Linked DNA regions of Homo sapiens: region 2 is linked to region 1. A link is a loop called in an ENCODE intact Hi-C map of the cell type or tissue named here. Cell type or tissue: heart right ventricle. All regions are shown on one strand. Each heading gives the region's core, and the rest is flanking DNA. Links, peaks and the distances in the headings are about the cores only. Region 1 overlaps ACVR1B (activin A receptor type 1B). Region 2 holds the start of ACVRL1 (activin A receptor like type 1).

Region 1 (11,114 bases), core at 1,468-9,467:
CTCGGGAGGCTGAGGCAGGAGAATCACTTGAACCCGGGAGGCGGAGGCTGCAGTGAGCCATGACTGTGCCATTGCACTCCAGCTTGGGCAACAAGAGCGAAACTCCATATCAAAAAAACAAAGAGAGAGTAAAGATTTGTTTATTTGAAGCATGTTTTGACTTCTTGGCAGAAGTACTTGTAATGTGGGTCACAGGGGCAGTAACAGTACCTAATATTTGGTTGACACCAGGGTCCTTCACTTTATTGAATGTAGTCACAGTGATGGGTTGAGCTTAAGTTTCATTCCGAACTGCTTTTGTTATCTTACCTGACTATAGATATGTCAAAATTAATTCTAGAGGTGGTCAGCGGCACCCTTAATGACTCTGAGTAGTAATTATGAGTAATTACTATGATTCCAGCCACCCCAGCCCCCACAATAAATCAGGGGATAATCTTAATTAAATTCATTTAGATTCAGCAGATTTCCACCTCTTCCACTCTATTAAAAGGCAGTCCCATTTCCAACTCATGAAGTCAATTTGCAATCACAGCTCCTTACTTCTTACCTCACTTCTGCATGAAGTGGGAAGCAGGCCCATAATCTTGAAGGGTGCCCCAAATCTCTATCCTGGGTTACCTTTGCTATAGTTTGGCAAATCTGGTCTCCAGTCCCTAAGCACATGCTCCCTGCCTCCTTCACAGCTCTCTGCACAGGAGATGACAGTGTTTTCCCTCTTTCCCGAGCCACACCTGTTGCCTGCTATCCTTCTAAATCCTGCTCTAGATTGTCCTTCTCTACCCTCCGACCTTAATACCACCAACACCAATGTGCATACAGTTTATGGAGCTGTGCTCTCAGCACTTGTATCTGTTAGATGCAGTGATGCAACTTTCCATTGTGGGGAGTGCATGTTCAATTCAACTTTCAGTGGGCTGAGAGCAAGGTCCTCGCCTCCTTTTTCAACACCTCCTTCTCCTGCGCATATGGGAAACGGCACAGATGGGATACTCAGTAGAAGCTGCTTAGCAAGGGCAGAGTCCCAGGCCCTCCTACCGTTTGGTCCCCACCCTCTGATTCGGGGCAATGTCAATGGTGTCAGTGACTGCATCATGACGGACAGCCAGGCCCAGGTCTGCTATGGCACACATGCCATTTTTCTTCACCAGAATGTTCTTTGACTTTAAGTCTCGATGAGCAATTCCAGGCTTCCCTGGCAGAGAAAAAAACAGGGATCTTTACAAAGAGATGATATAAATGTTAAAAGCATAGACTATGCAGCCAGACTGTATAGGTTTGAGTCCTGGCTTTGCCTCCTGCTAATCCAGTGACCCTGGAAAAGTGACTTTAGCCCTCTGTACCTCAGTCTTCTCATCCATAAAATCAGAATGACTACTTATTTCATGGGACTGTTGTGAGGATTAAATGCATTCATGTAGCTAAGTTACGACCATAGAAGGACATGTGTATTTAGCTAATATTTGTATTAATATTTACTACTACTACTCGCCTTCCCTGAGCAAATATGCTCAGGTACAGAAGTGCTGAGGGACTGAAGGGAAGTTGCTGCAATGCCTAGTTCTCAGAAGGAAACAGGCCCGATGATGAGAACTGGCACCGCACAGGCTATAGGAATAGGATCCAACTTTCACGGGTGATTTTCCATTGTGGCCCTGGTCAACCAGGCATCAGGGATCACACCTGCCATTGTGACAAGATCCAGGATCTCCCAAAGAGCCGACATGATAATCAACAAGTAGCAGAGCTTCAGGTCTTCTTCCTCCAGGAAAACCTTCCCAGATTAGTAAGGCCCAGAATCTAATCCACCAAGTGGCCTTTAAGCCAGCTGTCCCCATCAATGAACATGGAAATCACTAAACTGATGTTCCCAGTACACTGGTTTATCTTTTTAGTTCCATTTTTTCTCATGTCTATTGTGGGATTCTAAGATGATTACTCCTTCGTAACAAATGACTATGTCAAGCCACTGATTGACAAGTAGCTGAATATTGATATTATAGGGTTCCTGAGGGAGTTCTATCAAGACAGAGGTGAAGGGAACACCCTGTAGATACCTCACTTAAGTGAAGCTCAAACCTCCTTTCCTTTAAATTAAACTAGAGTTCCTGAGGTCCAGCCCCAACTTCCTCAGTAAAAAGGAATTCTAGGAACTAAATCAGGACACTGCGGACCTTTCATGCCTACACCACTTCGCCGCTCCTGCGCTAGTCCACTCACCTTGGGTGCCCACGATCTCCATGTGCAGGTGTGCCAGCCCACTAGCAGCAGACAAGGCCAGCTTAATCATCCCCTCAATTGTCACTGTGTACCGGTTCAGATAATCAAACAGGGACCCGTGCTCATGATAGTCAGAAACAAGCCACAGCTGTGTCCAGGTGCCATTATCTGCAGAGAACCACAGATGAGTCCCAGAAAAAGTGTAACTATCAGCAAAACAGTGAAGGTTGGTAAGGATGAGTGTATACAACACAAAATCAGGTTAGACTCCTGAATTCACATTTCCCACCTCCATGCCCCCTGAAGCCCCATCTAGCATCCTTTCATTTATAGTGGTCTACCAGTTTGGGACCTCAGTAAGGACAGGGGAACACCATTTCTTTCTTAGGACTGCTCCTGATTTCCTTTAGGTGAACTGTAGGATTCTGAACATTATGTCAAATTTGAAATGTGAGGTACTCAGGAAAGAGGAGGCATATGCCTGGGGAAGGTAACAGCTATCACCAGCTTTGTGTGCAGCACTGCTTTGATCCTGACCAAGACTTGCTCATCTGCACGGGAGAACCACAATGAGCTGGATCTACCACCACCAAACAGGAAAGCCTTGGAGGGCCTCCTGTGTCCCAGCGACCCTCTGAACACAGCCCAAACACAGCACCTGTCTCATCTGTAATGTTTCTTTTCAGTCTGTTGTTCTTACCAGGCTATGATATCTCTGTGAGTAGGAAAGATCTCCTTTATGGATTATTGGATTCCAGGCCAAAAAATGCTTTTCAGTGCATGAATAGACCACTTCCAAGTATTCCCAGAAAGGCATCTCATCCTTCAGAGGAGCAATGGAAGGTAGAGTGCATACACTTTATTTTCTCTTTTACACTAGGGACAGCAGGAAGGAGGAGAGCAGGAGGAGGGAGAAAAAGAAACACCAAAGCCAGGAATCGAATTAAGCCATGCCGTTGTCAATTGGAAGACTGGAAATTGAGTTGAAATCTCCAAAATTCCAGGCTGGCGCTGATTCCAGGGCACCATACTATATATACCCCATGTTAAAAAGGCAAGAACGAGGGAGTCTGATTGTTTCCCTTCCCTGGCCTTAAGGTGGGTTTTGAAAGCCAGATCCCTACTCACACAAGCTGCCAGAATCAATAAAGGGATGGATCCTGGAAACACACACATCTTGGCTTCTCTTATCACAAACAAGGGGCCCACCCAACACACTGCTTCTCGCACTCTAACCAGCCCCAAAGTCCTGAGGACCCTGCTAACAAGTTCAAAGAGAAGACATGATTTGATCCTTTTAAAACATATAAGATTTAAATTTTATCAAAAGGTGATAGTTTTAAAAAGGAATAGCTTACTCAGTGGGAATAAAAATCTTGCTCTTCCCCTTCCTCCCTTGTATTGGAGTCTAAGGCTCCTCAGCTTGGGGGCAGCAGAGACCATTACAACTTCCCATGGCAATGTGAGGAATGAGCAGTCTGCTGTTGTTTCAGGAATGAAAAACAAATAGCATCTTCTGTAGGCTTTGTAGACACTAACTTCTAAATTGCACCATGCCACAGGAGCAAGTCATGTCACAACTGCTAGAGAGACCCTTCCACAATGTGAACCAGCCACTCACAGCATCCTCTCTGTGCTCCGGGTGCCACTACCTGTCCACGTGTCTGTCCCCTTCTTCCTGGGAGCTCTGTGAGGGGAGGGACTGTGTCTTGCTCTTATGTGTGATGGTCCAAGCAGCCAGCAGAGGTCTGGCCCACAGCAGTCAATAAATGTTATAGAATTAATGAATGAAATTTTAATTACTACCCACTATCTTCAGAATGGAATACAATCCTCTCAAAAAGGCCCCTCATAATCTGGCCTCTGCCTCCCTCTCCACCCACAGCCATCCAAGTTACTTGCTGGGCCCCAAACCTCACCTTTGCACATGTCTGCAGTGCTCTTCCCTGCAAGGAAGATTTTTCTTCCTGACCAGTTCTTGCCACCTTTGTCTCAACTGGGCTCAGGTGCGAGTCAGCCCCAATTTGTGCTCAACAGAACAACTCGTGTTTACCTCCTCTAATCACCCTTACTCGTCATCCTTTGCTAGTCAATGAGGTCCTCAAACATAGGGAGGTGCCTGGCACATAAGAGATTCAAAAACTAAAGCAATAAAAGGGAGAGGAAGAAGGAAAGAATCCTCAGGGACAGGACTGACCAAGAGCAGAGTCCGAAGGCGACACTTCGTGGACTACAGGCTTTTCTGTCGTTATCCTCCTTGCCAGGGTTGAGGCCGCAATTCCTCATCCTAGGGATTTTTTTTTTCTTTTTTTTTTTTTGAGACGGAGTCTCGCTCTGTCGCCCAGGCTGGAGTGCAGTGGCGCGACCTCAGCTCACTGCAACCTCCAGCTCACTGCAACCTCCGCCTCCTGGGTTCAAGCAATTCTCCTGCCTCAGCCTCCTGAATAGCTGGGATTACAGGTAGGTGTCACCGTGGCCAGCTCATTTTTGTATTTTTAGTAGAGATGGGGTTTTGCCATGTTGGCCAGGCTGGTCACAAACTCCTGACCTCAAGTGATCTGCCTGCCTCGGCCTCCCAAAGTGCTGGCATTACATGCGTGAGCCACCGCGCCCAGCCCATCCTAGTGATTTTCAAAATAAGCTTACGGGACCCCCTGCAGGAACTACAATGGAGGTGGGTTTGGGGGAGTGGAGAAAGAGAAATTGAGCAGGTAGGGTGAGGGGGTGTATCTTGTTTATCTGAGTAAGAACTGCTTGTTTATTTGCTTGATAACCTGGATTTTTGTATAACCTTTTCATGGAATAAAAGGCTCCACACTTTAAGGAAAGCATGGAAACCTTGACCTTACTCAAGTTTTCTTTCTACGGGTTACAATGATGAAGGCAAACAGAGCTGTGCACCCCATAGCTATGCACTTTCTCTAGCATCCTCTATCTGGGAATGCTGTATCCAAGCCCAGCCCTTACCTTTATTGTCAGCAGCAATAAATCCAAGGATGTTTTCATGGCGCAGCATGACCGTCTGGTATATCTCTGCTTCCCTGAACCAAGACCGTTCTTCACGAGAAGAGAATATTTTCACAGCCACATCACCACCCCTCCAGCGGCCCCGCCATACTTCCCCAAACCGACCCTTGCCAATAATCTCTTGTAAAACGATGGTTCGGGCCACTGTGCGCTGGACAAAGAGGGGTAACCCTGTGAACCAAAGAATAGGAAGAAACCTGACATTGCAAATTTGACAAATTTTCCAACTCCCACACTAATTGGCACAACGGAAACACCCTTAACATGGTGTCTTCATCCTACGCTGTCCATTAACCATGGAGAGCTGCTGCTGCCCATACACATTTCTAGGTAATCTACCAGAGGGCTGAGCCAGGCGGAGAGATGGGGAAAGAGTGAACACAAACAGGAAACGTGTATGATTAGCTACTCCTTATCTAGGCAATTTCTCCTCTCAGTAAGCACGGATGATAGATTTGAATGTAAATGTTTGACCAGATTTACCAACTCTTCAGCCAGCCACCTGTGGGCCGATCCACCCACATCTGCTTTATTTTGGTGGAGGAAGGAAAGAGGGCAGAGAACATGAAAGTGTGGGCTCATGTGCTGGGGGCCACCTTCTGGCTGTTCTGCTTATTAGCCACTAGAGGGCAGTGCTGTGCGGCCCATGGGTTCCCATCTCCAAAGAGAGCAATGCTCTGCTCACAAGCGAACTCCAGATGTAGAATGGAGGACCATCTATGTTTAGTCTAAGATTAACTTTACTGTCTTTATAAAACTCAACATTGCTTCATTTGACTCATTCAATGTATCTCTATATATCCAATCACCCTTACCATCACAAGTGACTCTTAACTGTCTTACTCCCACCCCCAATCAAATAATTAATACATTATTAATCCCTAGGTCTGGTAGATGGGAACTACCATTTACTGCATGCTTACTATGTATTAGGCTCCATGCTAAGGGCTTTACATAAATTATCTCACTTCCCCAAACCACCTGGAAGGTAAGGCGCTGTTATCATCCCCATTTTATAAACAAGAAAACTAAGGCTCAAAGAGGAGGTTATGTAATATTCAAATTCATACAAGCAGTAAGTGGCAAAGCAGGGCTTAAAATCTAGGACTGTCTGACTCTATAATCTATGCTTTTAATGACAACAGTATAGAACCACCAAAATGTTTCTCAAATTAGCCCCCGCCTCTCCATCTCCGTCCGCCTGTCCTACTTTTGGACCTTCTCTAAAAGACTTCCAACAGGTCTTTTGCCTCCCATCTCAGCCTGCTCTTGCCCTGTGCACCCACACACACCCCGCCTCACCCCACCCTTCCCAACAGAAGGCTGGTAGTGAATGAATTCATCCTCCACACCACTGCCAGAATTCCTTCCAAAGGAAAAAATGAACATTCATTTCCCACATGGAAACTTTCAGTAGAAGCCCCTTACCTAGAAGATAAAGGTCAGCCCTCAAGATCCTGTACACCTGGGGCAGCCTGACGTCCCCCTGCTTCCCCAGCACAAGCACATCATGCTGGTCTCCTCATCATAAAAGTTCTTTAAACATACAGTGGACCTTCATGCCTTTGTCTTTTTACTCAAGGTATTTTCATTGGCCTGGAATGTTCTTTGCCCTCTCGCCTCTCTTAAAAATTCCAACTCATTCTTCAAGACTCCTTTTTTTTTTTTTTTTTGAGATGGTGTCTCGCTCTGTCACCCAGGCTGGAATGCAATGGTATGATTTCGGCTCACTGCAACCTCCACCTCCTAGGTTCATGTGATTCTCCTGCCTCAGCCTTCTGAGTAGCTGGGATTACAGGTGCCCGCCACCACACCCAGATAATTTTTGTATTTTTAGTAGAGATGGGGGTTTCATCATGTTGGTCAGGCTGGTCTCGAACTCCTGACCTGAGGTGATCTACCCGCCTCGGCCTCCCAAAGTGCTGGGATTACAGGTGTGAGCCACCGTGCCTGGCCTTTTTTTTTTTTTTTTTTTTGAGACGGAGCTTTGCTCTTGCTGCCCAGGCTGGAGTGCAATGGCATGATCTGGGCTCACTGCAACCTCTGCCTCCCGGGTTCAAGCAATTCTCCTGCCTCAGCTTCCCAAGTAGCTGGAATTATAGGCGTGTGCCACTACACCCGGCTAATTTTTTGTATTTAGTAGAGACGAGGTTTCACCATGTTAGTCAGGCTGGTCTCAAACTTTTGACCTCATGTGATCTGCCCGGCCTCAAGACTCCTTTAAATGTGCCCTCCTCTGTGAGACTCTTCCCAACAATTCCTGTCTCTCTGATCCAATCCTGGGTCAGCCTTTTTTTTTTTTTTTTTTTTGAGACGGAGTCTCGCTCTGTTGCCCAGGCTGGAGTGCAGTGGCGTGATCTCGGCTCACTGCAAGCTCCGCCTCCCAGGTTCACACCATTCTCCTGCCTCAGCCTCTTGAGTACCTGGGACTACAGGCGCCGCCACCACGCCCGGCTAATTTTTTGTATTTTTAGTAGAGACAGGGTTTCACCATGTTAGCCAGGATGGTCTGGATCTCCTCTGACCTCATGATCCACCCACCTCAGCCTCCCAAAGTGCTGGGATTACAGGCGTGAGCCACCGCGCCTGGCCGGGTCAGGCTCTTTCTAATCTGTTTAAAACCATATCACCCAGAAGGTATTCAGTATATACTTATTTAAATGAATTGAAAGTCATATGAGCAGCATGGACTTACTACTTTAAAAACCACATTATTAGAAACCTAACACCTTGGAAGCTCTGCATATTCTGAATGAAGAATATACTAAACCACTCAGAGGGAAATAGTTATTAACCATTTTACCACAGACGACTAAACAACTACCATGGCCCTTCCCTTGTTTCAGCTGGTCTGGGTCTTAAAAAGACTTTGGAAAACCCAATCTACCCTCCTCTAGCAGCAAATCAATTCCCACAGTCAGCCAGGAGGTTCTAACCACTGCCCTACCTCTTTCAACAAGGAACAAGCCCTAGATTTTTGCTGTTTCTAAAAATATGCAGCTTTTAAATATATCCATCATTTTGGTGCTCTCTACTGCAGAGCTTAATAAAAGCAAAGCCACTGAAATTCAGGAGATGTCACAGCTCAAAGTACTCCCGTGTCAAGCAGAATGTCTGGGCATGACTGATGGCATAATTTCCCCACAGAACAACAGTCTTGTCCCACGTCAAGGAAACATACATAAAAACACGCAAAGTTCTCACAAATAAGATCCTCTGCGTTTTAGCTAGAATGGCAACAGTGATCTTTGTGGATGTTTTTTTTCTTTTTTAAGAATGGACTTGAAGCCAAGAATTTGAGACCAGCCTGGGCAACAAAGTGAAACCTTCCACAAAAAAAAAAAAAAAAAAAAAAATTGCCAGGCTTGGTGGCACATGCCTGACATCTCAGCTACTCAGGAGACTAAGGTGGAGGATCTCTTGAGCCCAGGAGGTTAAGGCTGCAGTCAGCTGTGATTGCACAATGGCACTGCAGCCTGGGCAACAACAGAGCGAGACCATATCTTAAAACAAAAAAAAAAAAAAAAAAAAAGGAATGCAATACCATTGTCACAAAAATAATGGTTTATCTTCATTAAAAAAATTCTTTACGAGGCAGGCGGATCACTTGAGGTCAAGAACACAAGACCAGCCTGACTGATGTGGCGAAACCTTGTCTCTACTAAAAATACAAAAATTAGTCGCTGTGGTGGCGCATTCCTGTAATCCCAGCTACTCAGGAGGCTGAGGCAGGAGAATCACTTGAACCAGGCAGGTGGAGGTTTCAGAGAGCGGAAATTGCGCCACTGCACTCCTGCCTGGGAAACAGAGCAAGACTCTGTTTCTAAATAAATAAATACATAAATAAGTAAGTAAAAAAATTCTTTTGCATTCATGTTCACATTTAATAGCTAGCTGAGCTATACCCTGAGACCTAAACAACCCCGAGCTCCTTTATCTTAAATTCTCGTCTTATGCCAAGGTCCAGTGTTTGGTTCATTTCCCTCATCTGAGAAAGACTTGGTCAACAAAAGGCAGTACAGGAAATAGTGCTGATGCTATGCTGGAGGCCCACACTGCCTTTATTTTCACCCCCACCAAAAACCCTTGGGCAACTGGTACAAGTCAATGATTCACCAAATCCCAACTCTAAGCTTTACTGGATGTCCTTAAACTCCCCTTGTGGTTGCTCAGAGATCAATGATTAGCTGTCACCACCTCACAGGAATCTGGCACACTCCTGTTTCTCAAAAGGGGCCCTGAAATTGAGCACTCCACTGCTCAGGTGGGACCAGCTGAATTTTAATAGATGTACGTACAGTTGCAAAGCTTAGAGAGGCAGGACTTCTGTAGTGGATAATTGTGTACTAGACCTTGGGAATCCCACGGAATGAGAGATTTTCTGTGAACCCATTATCTTATCTTATTACACGTCAGACTCCAAAAGAAGGGGAACTAGGAAACCAAATGACTCAATGCTGGTAGAAACAAATGCAGGGCCTCCAGCCTTCTCTACAAGCACTCTATCCTGCTGGGAAACTGATGAAAGCCAACCACAGACATGATGCCCTGAAGAACTTGGTACCTGAGCCAGACCCTGAGGTGGAGAGATCGTAGACAAGATCCTGGAGCGTCTTGTCTTTGGAGAGACACATCTCACATGAGGGATCTTCCATGTCCAGTCTCTGGCGGTTGTGATAGACACGCTGATGATAGTTAATGACAAGGAAAACAATGATGATGATGAGGAACAGGAGGAACACCGGGCCGGCGATGATGCCTACCAGCTCCACCGGGCCCCACATGGACGGGTGCTCAGGCTCCTTGAGGTGACCTGAGTCAAGTGAGAGAGGAGAGGGAAAGAATGAGAAGTAAAAACAAGGGAAAGAGTAAAAACACCCCCCTCAAAGTGAAGAGTGAAAAAGACCCCTTTCCCTGTCGATGTGTTCAGGCTCCCTTGATCTCTCTAATCTTCTGGGCTAGTCTTGCTGCCTAGATGCTCTCAAATGCCCAACTTCTTTAGTTAAGGCACCTCTTTCCACAGTCAAACCCACAACCCACTTTGTCACCTCACGCATTTCGTGGTACTATCCCCGCCTCAGGCCCCTACACAGATGCCTGTTTCTGCCCTTTAACTTCCCACAGCTCCTCTAAGCTCTGCTTTAGTTTCTCTCCTTTTCCTGTGGGCTCCACAGTAATGCCTCCTGAATGGTAGGCTTGCAAAAGGATGGTATGTGGTGTTTCTCGGCTTTGGTCACTGGCCTTTTCCTATTCTGGTCCCTCCTCACATCTAACCATCATCCTCCCTTGAGGAGTCACCTTTGCTCGGCTCTGGGGCCATCTCTTTCTGGATCAGTCCCACATCCTCCCGTGGGAATCCCTGCCTGGTTCTTCCACTCCTCACCGCTGCCTATGGCTGCTAAGCCACTACTCTAAACACTGCGGGCACCTCTGGGACTAACTTGAAAATCTGCTTCCTCACCCTCTAATCTACAAAAGCAACTGCTGAGAAACCCCAGCCTTTGTCACCTTCGGGAACATCCAAAAGGCATCTTTATCGTCAAACCAAGTGAGTGGGCAAGAGTAGAAAAAAATGAAATGACGGGGTACCCTATCTCCAAGCTGAGCCACTAGCCCAACAAGGGCATGCACTCACCACTGGGCACCCTCAAGTCGATCCTGTTGCAGTAGTCAGTGTAGCAGCAGTGGGTGTTGCGCAGGTCCTCCGAGCTCAGGCAGTAGAAGGGCTTCCCGGCAGGGACCAGCTCCACTTTGGGGATGCAGGTGCGCACATGGTGCTCCATCCCATCCAGATTGAAAATGGAAACCATGCAGGCCCCATCTGTCTCACACGTGTAGTTGGCCTGGAGGCAGCTGGTGCACGCACA
Region 2 (11,114 bases), core at 1,239-9,238, 76 kb after region 1:
GGCCCTGCTGGGTGAGTGGGAGTGGGATGCAGAGGGAGGGGACACTCACTCCCACCCAGGATACTCCCCATCTACTACAGAAGGGACAGCCAAGGGTAAACACCAAAGCTGGGACGTGGTGACACTGTGGAGCGAGGCTGTCTGCATCTGCAGAACCCATCTATGGTCTAATCCTGGGAATGTGATGGAGTAAAATTGGGACTGTCCAATTTTTAACTGGACCCAGTGTGAGATCAAGTACAGGAGGATGCTGAGTCCCGACCAGTCCAAACTCAGAGCTGACTCTGTACGATTTACCCTGAAATCTGACTGTAGCACAGACAGACTCCTGGGGCCTGGCAGGATCCTTTCACTTCTAAGCAAAACTTTGTGAAAGATCTCCTGCTGACAGAAGCATCACTATTGTTGGCCAGAAATTACAGACGTTAAACTAATTTCAAACGTTAGCTAAACACTATGAAATACTTAATAATAACAGTTAACCTTCTCTGAGTACTAATTATGTGCTAAGTACTGAACTTGAATGGTTTATCTGATTTAATCATCACAACAGTCCAACGGGGGAAAGTGAGGCTCAGAGATGTTCAGTTTCTTGTCCATAGTCACTGAGCGTGTCTTAATAAACTTAAATTGCTGATAATAAATCATTCCTTGGTCATTGTTATTCCTCCAGTTGTTTGGGGTTAGATGAGTCCCTCAAAGGAAGAAAAAGACATGGGTCTCGGTGGACGTGTACAAATTGCCCACTACTGTTGTTATTAACGGGTGCCCTACTCAGATTTGTTTAAATGAAGACAGCGTTTTTGTTTGTTTTTAATTTTTTTTGAGACAGGGTCTTGCTCAGTCGCCCAGGCTGGAGTGCAGTGGTGCAATCATAGCTCACTGTAGCCTTGAACTCCTGGGCTCAAGTGATCCTCCCACCTCAGCCTCCCAAGTCCCAAGGGACTACAGGGGTGCAGCACCATGCCCAGTTTTATTTTTAGTAGAGATAGGGTCTCACTATGTTGACCCAGGCAACAAAGGTGGTGTTGCTGCCCAGAAATCATCTGTTTGCCATAGGCTTAGTCAAAGTCTGAGCCTCAGGTGGGGAGAGCCAGAGTAGTGGTATGCCCGAAAGGTGCTTATCAATGTTTTTCTCCCTAGCACACCTGAAGGATTGATAAAACCTACTCCCATCAACGGCAGTGGCTCAGCACAGCAGTGATCTTCACAGGGCTGGAGAAGCGCCATATCAAGCACAACCTTCTGGACTCACTCTGCACTTCAGTAGGCCTTACCCCAACAGCAGAGGAGCAGACCCAGCTGTTCATATTGGGTTGCCCTTACGATTCATCCATGTGATTTATTAGCCCTTCACAGCGGGGTGATGCAGTGGAACATCCAGGTGATGCCTGGATTTTCAGGTCTCAGGCAGACCATGGAGGCAGCACAGTGTAGCACAGAGGTTAGGGTGTGGGCTCTGGAGCATGGAGACCTGGGTTCAAATCCTGCCTTTGCCACTTAGAGGTATGAAATTTGAGACGTTACTTAAACTTTCTGAGGCTTAGGCTTCCCATCATATGTAAAGTGGGAATAATAATAGTGTTATCTCATAGGTAAAATGTAGTACAATTATTTAGCAGAGTATAAGTAGTACACAGTAAGCACTGAAATGTTATCAAGACCCCAACCATGCCATTCACCCCACCATCCAAGGAGTTTTGGACAAGTCCCATATTCATGTCTGTTTCCTTTTCTGTAGGAAGGGGATAGTAACCCCTCTTCCACTAGGTTGCGGCCAGGATTACATGAGAAAAAATATATATATCTAAGTGTCTACATAGTTAGTACTCAATCAATGGTAGCTATTTCTAACAAACCAATGAAATGGGGGGACAGGTGAGAGGACAGGTATTAGGACAGACCCTGACTCAGCCAGAAGCTGGCCATACATAGAGAGAGTGAGAGCAACTGTCCATTATGCCCCTGTCCTTGGAGAAGGAAAGAGGAGCTGGGGCAGCCAGCCCAGCCATGGGTTTCACAGCACTGGCCTCCATGGAAAAATCTGGGGTCCCAGCCTGGGGGGAGACTGGGATCCCCTTTGGCCTGGATCCTGAAGGAAGGTCGTGGCAAGGAGGTGACTGACCATGCGCGCCTAGGGTGAGACTCCTAGGTTGGAGTGATAGTGTCAGATTCCTCAAGCAACAGCTGGAAGGACTGATCTGGGAAAGGTGAGCTCTGCTGGGAGGCTCAACAGCTGTGGAAGTAGGCATTCACTCCAGGTCCACCCAGCGGCCTGGAGGACGTGTGATCCCTTCTATGTGAGTAGAGCAAGACAGGAATCCCACTGCCCATTTTATGAAGAGGGTAGGAGAACAGAGAAGTGAAGTCACTGACCCCAGGTCACCCGACTAGAACCAAGTTTCTGATTTCCAGTCCAGTCTCGTCCATTCCCCTCCAAGTCTCAGGTAGGGTCATGGGAGCTGTGCGTGGTCAGCCAGGAGCAGCTTGCCTTTCTAATGAGCTGGGACTGAGCCTCCCGCGACCACTCTGCGGTGACTCTGGGGTCCGCCCGAAGGAAGGGCCCACTGAAGCGGGGGTCAGGCCGCCCGCCACCCGGTCCCGTCCGCGGACCTCGACTCACCTCTGGGCCCGCTCTGCGGGTGGCGGGGCGCTAGCCTTCGGCGGACCGGGGCCACCTCCCCTCCACCGCGCGGCCGCAGTTGCACCGCCAGCGCTGGACGGCGGGCTGGGGTCCGGGCGCGGCCCCGGACCGGGCTGGAGCCGGGGAGGGGCTCGCTCGGCGCAGCTGGCGCGGCAGCCTCCCGGGACTGGGATGGGGGCTGGAGCAAAAATGTTTCTTATTCCAGCGTCTTCCTGCCTGGCCCAGCTCCACCACTCCCTCCTAATAAACCGTTTCCTTATTGCCCAGCTCGCCGACTGGCCGCCGCTCGCCCCTCGCTGGGGCTGCAGGACCGGGACCCACCCCCGCGCCGCTCCCAGCCCCTCAGGGCGGCCTCCCCTCCCAGCCGCCCGCAGCTCCCGGGTCGCTGGCCCGCACCCGGGCCGGGCCTCCCACATCCGCCTCCCCGAGGGGGCGGGCCTTGGACTCAGGCCGTGGGGGTCCTGTGGGGGTCCCATAGGGGTCCCGTGGGGTCCGGACCCACAGCCGTGGGAGACAGAGCCGAGACTGTAGGCAACGTCTGGCGGCCGGAGTAGTGGGTGGGGGTAGAGGGGGATCGGCTGGCAGCAGCGGAGGGGCCGCCTGGAATCGGGGCGCCGGGAAGGGGCCACCGAGGAAGGGACAGGCGGGGGTGGGACGGGGAGGGACACTACCTATCCTTACCCCACCCTCAGCCCGGGGGTCCTCGGTCTAGGAGGCTTGCAGCAATGAGGGCAGAGTTTGGGGCTAGCAAAATCCAGATGCGTTTTGACTCCGCCCTCGGGAACTCCCGACTTGGCCCAAATCCTTCAGTCCCCTCCCTCGGGCCCCTTCGTCCCCCATTTGTCCCCTCCTGTCTTCAGCAGCCTCTCCCGATCCGCACTCAGCACAGGGGTATACAGGCCCAGAGGACGGCCTTGGGTTAGCCCTGAGGATGGTTTGAGCCCTTCCTGGCCGTTGTGCAGCTGGGTGACAAAGACACCCCCGCCCCGCCAGGGACAGTCAGGATGGAGGGACACGCTGGGAGCAGCCTTGGACCTTCCCCTTCCAGGCAGGGCCCCCACCCCAGCAAATGGAGCTTTAGATAGAGGTGGGGAATGGAGCCTCCCTGGAACTCTGCTGACACAAGGCAGCTGGGGAGGGAAGCAGAATGGCTTCATACCGGCAGGGGAGGGGGACACAGACTCTTCCTGATGCTCCTGCACAGGCTGGGAGCACTGACCTCACTGCCCTGCTTTGCTCCAACCATCTAAGTACCTGCAGGACTCTGGTCTTAGTCCTAGCCTCCTGGTTATCCACAGAGACTCTGAAGTCAAACTACCTACTAGGAATGCAGGCTGGTTGTGTTACCGTAGGCTAGTGACACCTCTCCATGCTTCAGTCCCCCATCTGCTAAATAGGCATAGTAAACCGTGCCAGCCTCATAGGGTGGTTGTGAGAATAGACGGAAATGATGCTTATCTCAGCTCATAGCAAAGATGCTGGCTGGCTGAGCCTGACTCAGAGGAGGCCCTCAATGAAGGCGTTCGTTAATTAAATGAATAAATGAAAAGGCTGGGGAGGGGGTGGCCTCAGAGACACTTGGAAAGACGTGGGTATTAGAAGCAGGAGTAGACCTCTAAGGTGTCTTACTCTAATATGGGGATTCTACAAGATGAGCCAGGGACCCCTCCTCCTGCCCCGCCCCACCTTTTGACAGGAATAGAGGCTGGGGGAGATAATGGCTAAAAGCTCAGACAGGCATCAATTATTGACTGACCTCACTTCCTCTGCTGAAACCCTCCCCATCCCCCACCCCACAGCTGCTTCACAAGTTGTGAGCGTTGTGAATTCCCAGAACCCTGACACACCCAAATTTCAGTGTCAGGACAGAACTGTGTCCTGCAGCCAATAGGAAGTACTATGGGATTACGATATCTGCTCTTTCAGATTATAGCGGCCACTTGGGCCCTCTACGAGCTGGAGAACTGGGAGCCTGGCCGCGGGTCTGTCTTTCACACTCTCTCTCCCTGCTCCGCTATGGCTTCTGGTCAACCTTTTCCTCCCCCAACCCCTGGATCTCTGTCCTGAGAAGCGAGAGTCGGGGCTTCCCAAAGGAAGCCTTTAGTCTGAGAGGCACACTGAGCACAGAAACTTCGAGATGGACAAAAGCTGAGAGTCACTTCTAACAGTCAGTGGGGGATGGAAGACTATCTGGACCAGCGTTCGTGAAACAGATAAAAATAGAGTACATTTTGGGAGCTGGAAGAGAGGACCCAGGGGGGGCTGGAGTCTGTTCATCAGTGCTGGAATCTTCCCCATCTCCCCAGAGCACTGAGCCCTCTGGCCCCTGACTGGTGCTCTTTGGGGCTCTTGTGAACCCCATGCCTTCCAAAGCACACAGAGAACCTGGGGGAGGTGTCAGAGTTGGAGATCCAGAGTTGGAGAAAGCCCTGGAGAGTCATCCCAATGAGAAAAGGGAAAAGGAATTACAGACTGTGTCCAAGTCTACAAGAATTAATTACTCAGAGGGACCAGCTGTTCCCCATATTCAGTGAGGACAGAACAAGAGGAAACAGGCCCAAAGGACAAAGATTTAGATTTAGATACTCAGAAGGATTTCCCAACACTGCAGGAAGCAGAGGCCTGGAGATTCTGTGTGGGGTGAAACCTCAAGCAGATTCTCATCTGTGGAAGGTGGGTGACATGGAGTCTGTCAGGAAGGCAGGGCAATGGACACCTTCACCTTTCAGGACCAGCTATGAGTATTAAGTTCAAGCATCATTCTTTTTTTTTTGAGATGGAGTCTCACAGTGTCGCCCAGGCTGGAGTGCAGTTGCGTGATCTCAGGTCTGCCTCCCAGGTTCAAGTGATTCTCCTGTCTCAGTCTCCCAAGTAGCTGGGATTACAGATGCGTGCCTCCACGCCTGGCTAATGTTTGTATTTTTAGTAGAGACGGGGTTTCACCATGTTGTACAGGCTGGTCTCGAACTCCTGACCTCAGCTGATCCACCCACTCAGCCTCCCAAAGTGCTGAGATTACAGGCATAAGCCACCCCACCCAGACTCAAACATCACTCTTGATACTAGTGCGGGGCTGGCTTCATGGGAGTGTGACCTGTGCAGATGCACAGGGCCCCATGCTTGGTTTAATGCGCTGTCATTGCCATCTTAAAATTCTTAATGATATATTTTTTTTCCATTTATTTAGGTCTCTTTTATTTATCAGTGTTCTTGTAGTTTTCAGCATTTAACTCCTTTATGTGTTTTGTTACACTTATACTTTTTAAAAGCAATTATAAACAGGATATGCTATTTTTAATTTTTGTGTCCATTTGTTCATTAAATTATATAGAAATATAATCGATTTTTACATATTGATCTTGTATACTGTGACCTTGCTGAACTCACTTATTCAAGGGGGTGAGGTATTTGGGTTTTCTACCCCTCATGGATTCTTTGGGATTTTCTACATCGACAGTCATCTGCATCTGCAAATAGAGACAGTATTATTTCTTACCTTCCAATATGCATATCTTTTATTTCCTTTTCTTACCTGACTGCACTAGCTAAAACTTCTAGCATTATGTTGAATAAGAGTGGTCAAAACAGAACAGCCATCCTTGCCTTGTTTCTCTTAGGAGAACACACTCAATCTATTAATCATAATGTTAGCCGTAAGTTTCTTGTAGTAGCCACTCTATATCAGATTGAGAAAGTTCCCCCATTCCTCTTTTGTGTGTGTGTGTGTATTCTTATCATGGATGGCTATTGAATTTTGTCAAATGCCTTTTCTGCATCCACTGATACGAATTGTGTAATTTCTCTTTGTTAGTCTGTTAATACGGTAGATTATGTTGACTGATTTTCTCTTCTTTCTTTTTCTTTTTTTTTTTTTTTGAAACAGAGTTTTGCTCTTGTTGCCCAGGCTGGAGTACAATGGCGTGATCTCGGCTCACTGCAATATCTGCCTCCTGGGTTCAAGCGATTCTCCTGCCTCAGCCTCCCTAGTAGCTAGGATTACAGGTGCCTGTCACCACACCTGGCTAATTTTGTATTTTTAGTAGAGAAGGGGTTTCTCCATGTTGGTCAGTCTGGTCTTGAACTCCCGACCTCAGGTGATCCACCCGCCTCGGCCTCCCAAAGTGCTGGGATTAGAGGCGTGAGCCACCGTGCCCAGCCTATGTTGACTGATTTTCTAATAGTGAACCAGGCCTTACATCCCTGGAATAAACCCACTTGGTTATAATGTGTACTTCTTCATTATATATAGCTCAATTTTATTTGCTAATATAGTAATTTGCTGCATAATGAAGTTTCAGTCAAAAATATTCCACACATACAATGATGGTCGCATAAGATTATAAATGGAGCCAAAAAATTCCTGTTGCCTACTGACGTCGTAGTAACGCATCGCATTACTCATGTGTTTGTGCTGATGCTGGTATAAACAAACCCACTGCGCTGCTAGCCATAGAAACGTATACAGCATGTACAGCTATGTTCAATAAACAATACTTGATGATAAATGACAATGCTACTGGTTTATGTATTTAATATCCTATACTTTTTATTATTATATTTTAGAGTGTGCATCTTCTATTTTTTAAAAAAGTTAACTTTAAAGCAGCCTCAAGCAAGTCCTTCAGGAAGTATTCCAGAAGGCATTGTTATTACAGGAGACAGCAGTTCCACACATTACTGCCCCTGAAGACCTACCAGTGGGACAGGATGTGGAGGTGGAAGACAGTGATAATGATGATCCTGACCCTGTGTAAGCCTAGGCTAATGTGTGTGTTTAATAAAAAAAAAAAATTAAGTACAAAAATGAAATTAAAAGTTTTAAACATAGAAAAAAACTTATAGAAGCCGGGCGCGGTGGCTCATGCCTGTAATCCCAGCACTTTGGGAGGCTGAGGTGGGCAGATCACCTAAGGTCAGGAGCCTGAGACCAGCCAGGCCAACAGGGTGAAACCCCATCTCTACCAAAAACACAAAAAATAGCCGGGCGTGGTGGCGGGCACCGGCAAGCCCAGCTACTAGGGAGGCTGAGGCAGGAGAATCACCCCAATCCAAGAGGCAGAGGCCGCGGTGAGCCGAGATCACGCCATTGCACTCCAGCCTGGGCGACAAGAGCAAAACTGCATCTCAAAACAAAACAACCAGTTTTTGTCCAGTTCAAGGATTATTTTCTCTGTCCTTCCACCCTGTTATTGCGCTCATCCAATGAGTTTTTATTTCAGTTACTGCAATTTCCAGTTCTAAAATGTCCATTTGGTTCTTTGTATCTCCTAAATTTTTATTATTATTTTGCTGGGACATTCTATTTCTTTGTTGAGATTTTTGATTTTTTTCATTTGTTTCATGATTGTTCTTAATTACTTACTGAAGCCTTTTTTTTTTTTTTTTTTTTTTTGAGATGGAGTCTCACTCTTCCTGCCCAGGCTGGAGTGCAATGGCCTGACCTTGGCCCACTGCAACCTCCGCCTCCTGGGTTCAAGCAATTCTTCTGCCTCAGCCTCCCAAGCAGCCAGGATTACAGGCACCCAGCTACGCCCGGCTAATTTTTTGCATTTTTTACTAGAGATGGGGTTTCATCATGTCGGCCAGGCTGGCCTCAAACTCCTGACCTCAGGCGATCCACTCGCCTCAACCTCCCAAAGTGCTGGGATCACAAGCATGAGCCACCATGCCCGGCTACTGAAGCCTTTTTTTAACGGCCACTTTAAAATTTTTGTCATACGATTCTAACATCTCTATCATCTCCGCGTTGGCATCAACTGTGTTTTTCATTCAGTTTGAGATCTTTCTGGTTCTTGGTATGACAAGTGATTTTTTTTTTTTTGAAACTGGATATTTGAGGTATCATGTAATGAAACTCTGAGTCTTCTGTAAATGTTCTGTTGTAGCTGGCGTTTTATGATACCATTCTGGCAGGGGAGGAGAGGGTACACATCTCGTTACTAACAGTGGGGGAGGAAGTCTAGGTTCTCCATTCAACCTCCACTGATGCTCATTACTGGCATGTGGGGGTGGGAGTTCCGCTGGAGGGAGTAGGAGTGCCTCATTACTGCTCCTCCACGGCCTCTACTGACACCTTCCCGGGGAGTGGCTTCCTTATTGCTAGACTGTGGTCAAAGTCTAGGCTCCCCTTTCACCTTTGCGGGTGTAAGTGCGGGACTGCACAGTTTTTTCTGTGGTGTGGAGCTGGAGCAGAGCAGTGATTGTTTAAAAGTTTTCTGCCTCACTGGGCTGCTCTTTCCTGGTCTTCTGGCTGGACAGGGCAGCTTTTGTTGGCACTTTCTATGTTTGTGCCCACTGGCATTTTCAGGTCGTCGGCTTCTTTGGCTCCAATTCTCTGCCATAGGCCCTGGCTTTCTTCGGGTTGAGTTTGGGTTTGAGAGGCGCCCCTGGCTTGAGCTTGGCTTTGGGGAACTGGGATAGGTAAGTCATAACTGAGTGTTCGTCCACATCCGGGTGAATGGTTTCTTCAGGAGTGGTGACCTGTGGGACACCCAGCCATCATCTGCCTGCTGCATGGCTTCTCCTGCGTTATCCACAGGTTTCTGTGGGTGCCAGGATTCCCAGTCTGGGCACAGACCTGGAGCACAGCTGTCTACCAGGGCTCTCAGGGCTTTGCTGTCTTGCCAGTTCTGGCTAAAGTTGGTGATGGGCAAGTAGGGGACCTTGTTCTGAATCCACCCCAGCAGCCTCTGCTTCCGCATCTGCTTCTTGGCATCATCATCCCCTTCATCCTCACACACGGGCGTGGAGATGGAGTAGCGGAGGATCAGCGTCCACACCAGACCCAAGATGAGCTTCAGGTTCCCATCCACAGTGGCTTTGCTATCGATGGACACGAGCTTGATGCTGTCACGGTCCAGGAACTCGAGCGCCACGGACACGTTCTTGAGCTGCATCTGGCGAAAGGTGGGCCGCTGATGGTACTTGAGGTACATGTGCTTCTGGCTGAGCACCTCGAGCAGCGCAATGGGCGGCAGCCCGTCGCTCAGGTCAGCGCCAATGCCGTTTGTTCACGCACTTGAGGTGCTCGTGGCACCAGCTTGTGAACGTCTTCTGCTGGATCTTCTTCCACGGCGCGTCCTCCGCCAGATCCTTCTTGGTCACTGGCATCCTGGTGGCGGGGAGAGCGCAATGCGCAACGAACTGCCAGGAAATGGTGTTTGGAGGCCCAAGGGCCGAGGAGCGAGAACCGAAGCGGAGCAGGAGCGGGGTTCGAACTTGCTGCTACCGGAGCCAAGGCCCAGCGTGCTGCTCTGCGGCTGCCCGCCCCTGGCCGCGGGAGGCGCCTGGCCCTGCGCCTGCGTGCTGAGCCGCCTCTTAATATTCTTAATGATGTTTGAACAAAGGGCTCAGCATTTTCATTCAGCAATGGGCCTCACAAATTATACAGCTGGTTCTGCACCAGGGAGGGTAAGGAGAAACAGCAAGGGAGGAAAACTAGCAGGGCATGAGATGGGCTTTGCTCCATTGAAATTGCAGGGTGGGAGAATTATATGAGACAACCTAGGGATTTTTTGTTTCTTTGTTTGTTTTGTTTGTTTTTTGTTTTTTGAGACAGAGTCTTGCTCTGTTGCCCAGGCTGGAGGCTGGAGTGCAGTGGCACTATCACAGCTCAATGCAACCTCCGCCTCCCAAGTTCAAGCAATTTTCCTGCCTCAGCCTCCTAAGTAGCTGGGATTACAGGCATGAGCCACCACGGCCCGGCTAATTTTTTGTGTGTTTTTAGTAGAGACGGGGTTTCACCATGTTGGCCATGGTCAGGAGTTGGTCTCGAACTCCTGACCTCAAGTGATCCTCCCACCTCGGCCTCCCAAAGTGCTGGGATTACAGGCGTGAGCCACTGCTCCTAGCCAACCTAGGGATTTTTTAAACACAAGAAACATGAAAACAGTAGAACAGGGTACCCAAGGAGGAAGAACTGTGGGTCTCCATTAGGGGAGAAGTGGGACAGATGTCTGCAAATTCCATTTATCCATCTCTTCAACACATAGGAGAGTGACCAGTTTTGTGGGCAAATGGAGTCTGGGTTTTGCCTGGAGGAAAAGGGAGAAGAAATGACTTCTCTAGGTCTTCTTTAGCTCAGGGCAGAAAGCATGATGGTGTCCTGAAAGAGCATAAACTGTGGGACGTGGGGCCTGGGTTCCAGGCCCGAATCATTTATCTGGGCCTCAGTTTCCTCCTCTGTACACTGAGAGGTTTCGACCAGACAATCCTGAAGGTCCTTGCCTGCCTTATATGCTCTCTTTTGGCTCTAAGATTCGGGAATACTACCCGGTCCCAGAACTGGTCACTAGAACTCAGGTAAAAAAGACAGTTTGGCTGGTGCCTAGGTTTGGGGAGGATGCGGGGTAGCCAGAGTTCTGCCCCGAGACTCAGGAAGAGGCTGGTAGATTCCCAGACTTTGAGCCGCCAAGTCATCTTCCTCTTCCTCTCCAGCTCTTCCAGATCTCCTCCAGATGGTCTCGTCCAC

Evidence for each region. A loop is a pair of places that touch in the nucleus more often than their neighbours do. Peaks named below come from ENCODE experiments on the same cell type or tissue, not always from the same donor. Only the 100,000 strongest peaks of a DNase experiment are listed, where the experiment ranks them.
Region 2: a loop joins it to region 1, with 2.7 times the contacts of the local background. A loop is called at or near these places in 82 of 110 quality-filtered maps.

What each region holds. Positions count from the first base shown.
Region 1 is chr12:51,975,273-51,986,386 of GRCh38, reverse strand. It overlaps ACVR1B (activin A receptor type 1B), which reads right to left. Exons shown (of 9, transcript NM_004302.5): 2 at 10,883-11,114; 3 at 9,812-10,060; 4 at 5,188-5,418; 5 at 2,221-2,388; 6 at 1,039-1,195. Among named protein-coding and RNA genes, the nearest start is that of TAMALIN, 26 kb to the left of the region's middle. RefSeq lists enhancers at 5,607-5,656, 5,667-5,716. In heart right ventricle, for the core only: CTCF peaks have their summits at 5,641 and 5,848 (motif pointing right); a DNase peak (open chromatin) is centred at 5,876.
Region 2 is chr12:51,899,205-51,910,318 of GRCh38, reverse strand. It overlaps ACVRL1 (activin A receptor like type 1), which reads right to left and starts at 2,815. Exons shown (of 10, transcript NM_000020.3): 1 at 2,624-2,815. It also overlaps the pseudogene LOC102724178. RefSeq lists an enhancer at 2,146-2,654. In heart right ventricle, for the core only: no CTCF peak of the experiment used is centred there; DNase peaks (open chromatin) are centred at 4,438 and 4,975; H3K4me3 peaks cover 3,086 bases; H3K27ac peaks cover 5,098 bases; H3K27me3 peaks cover 1,737 bases.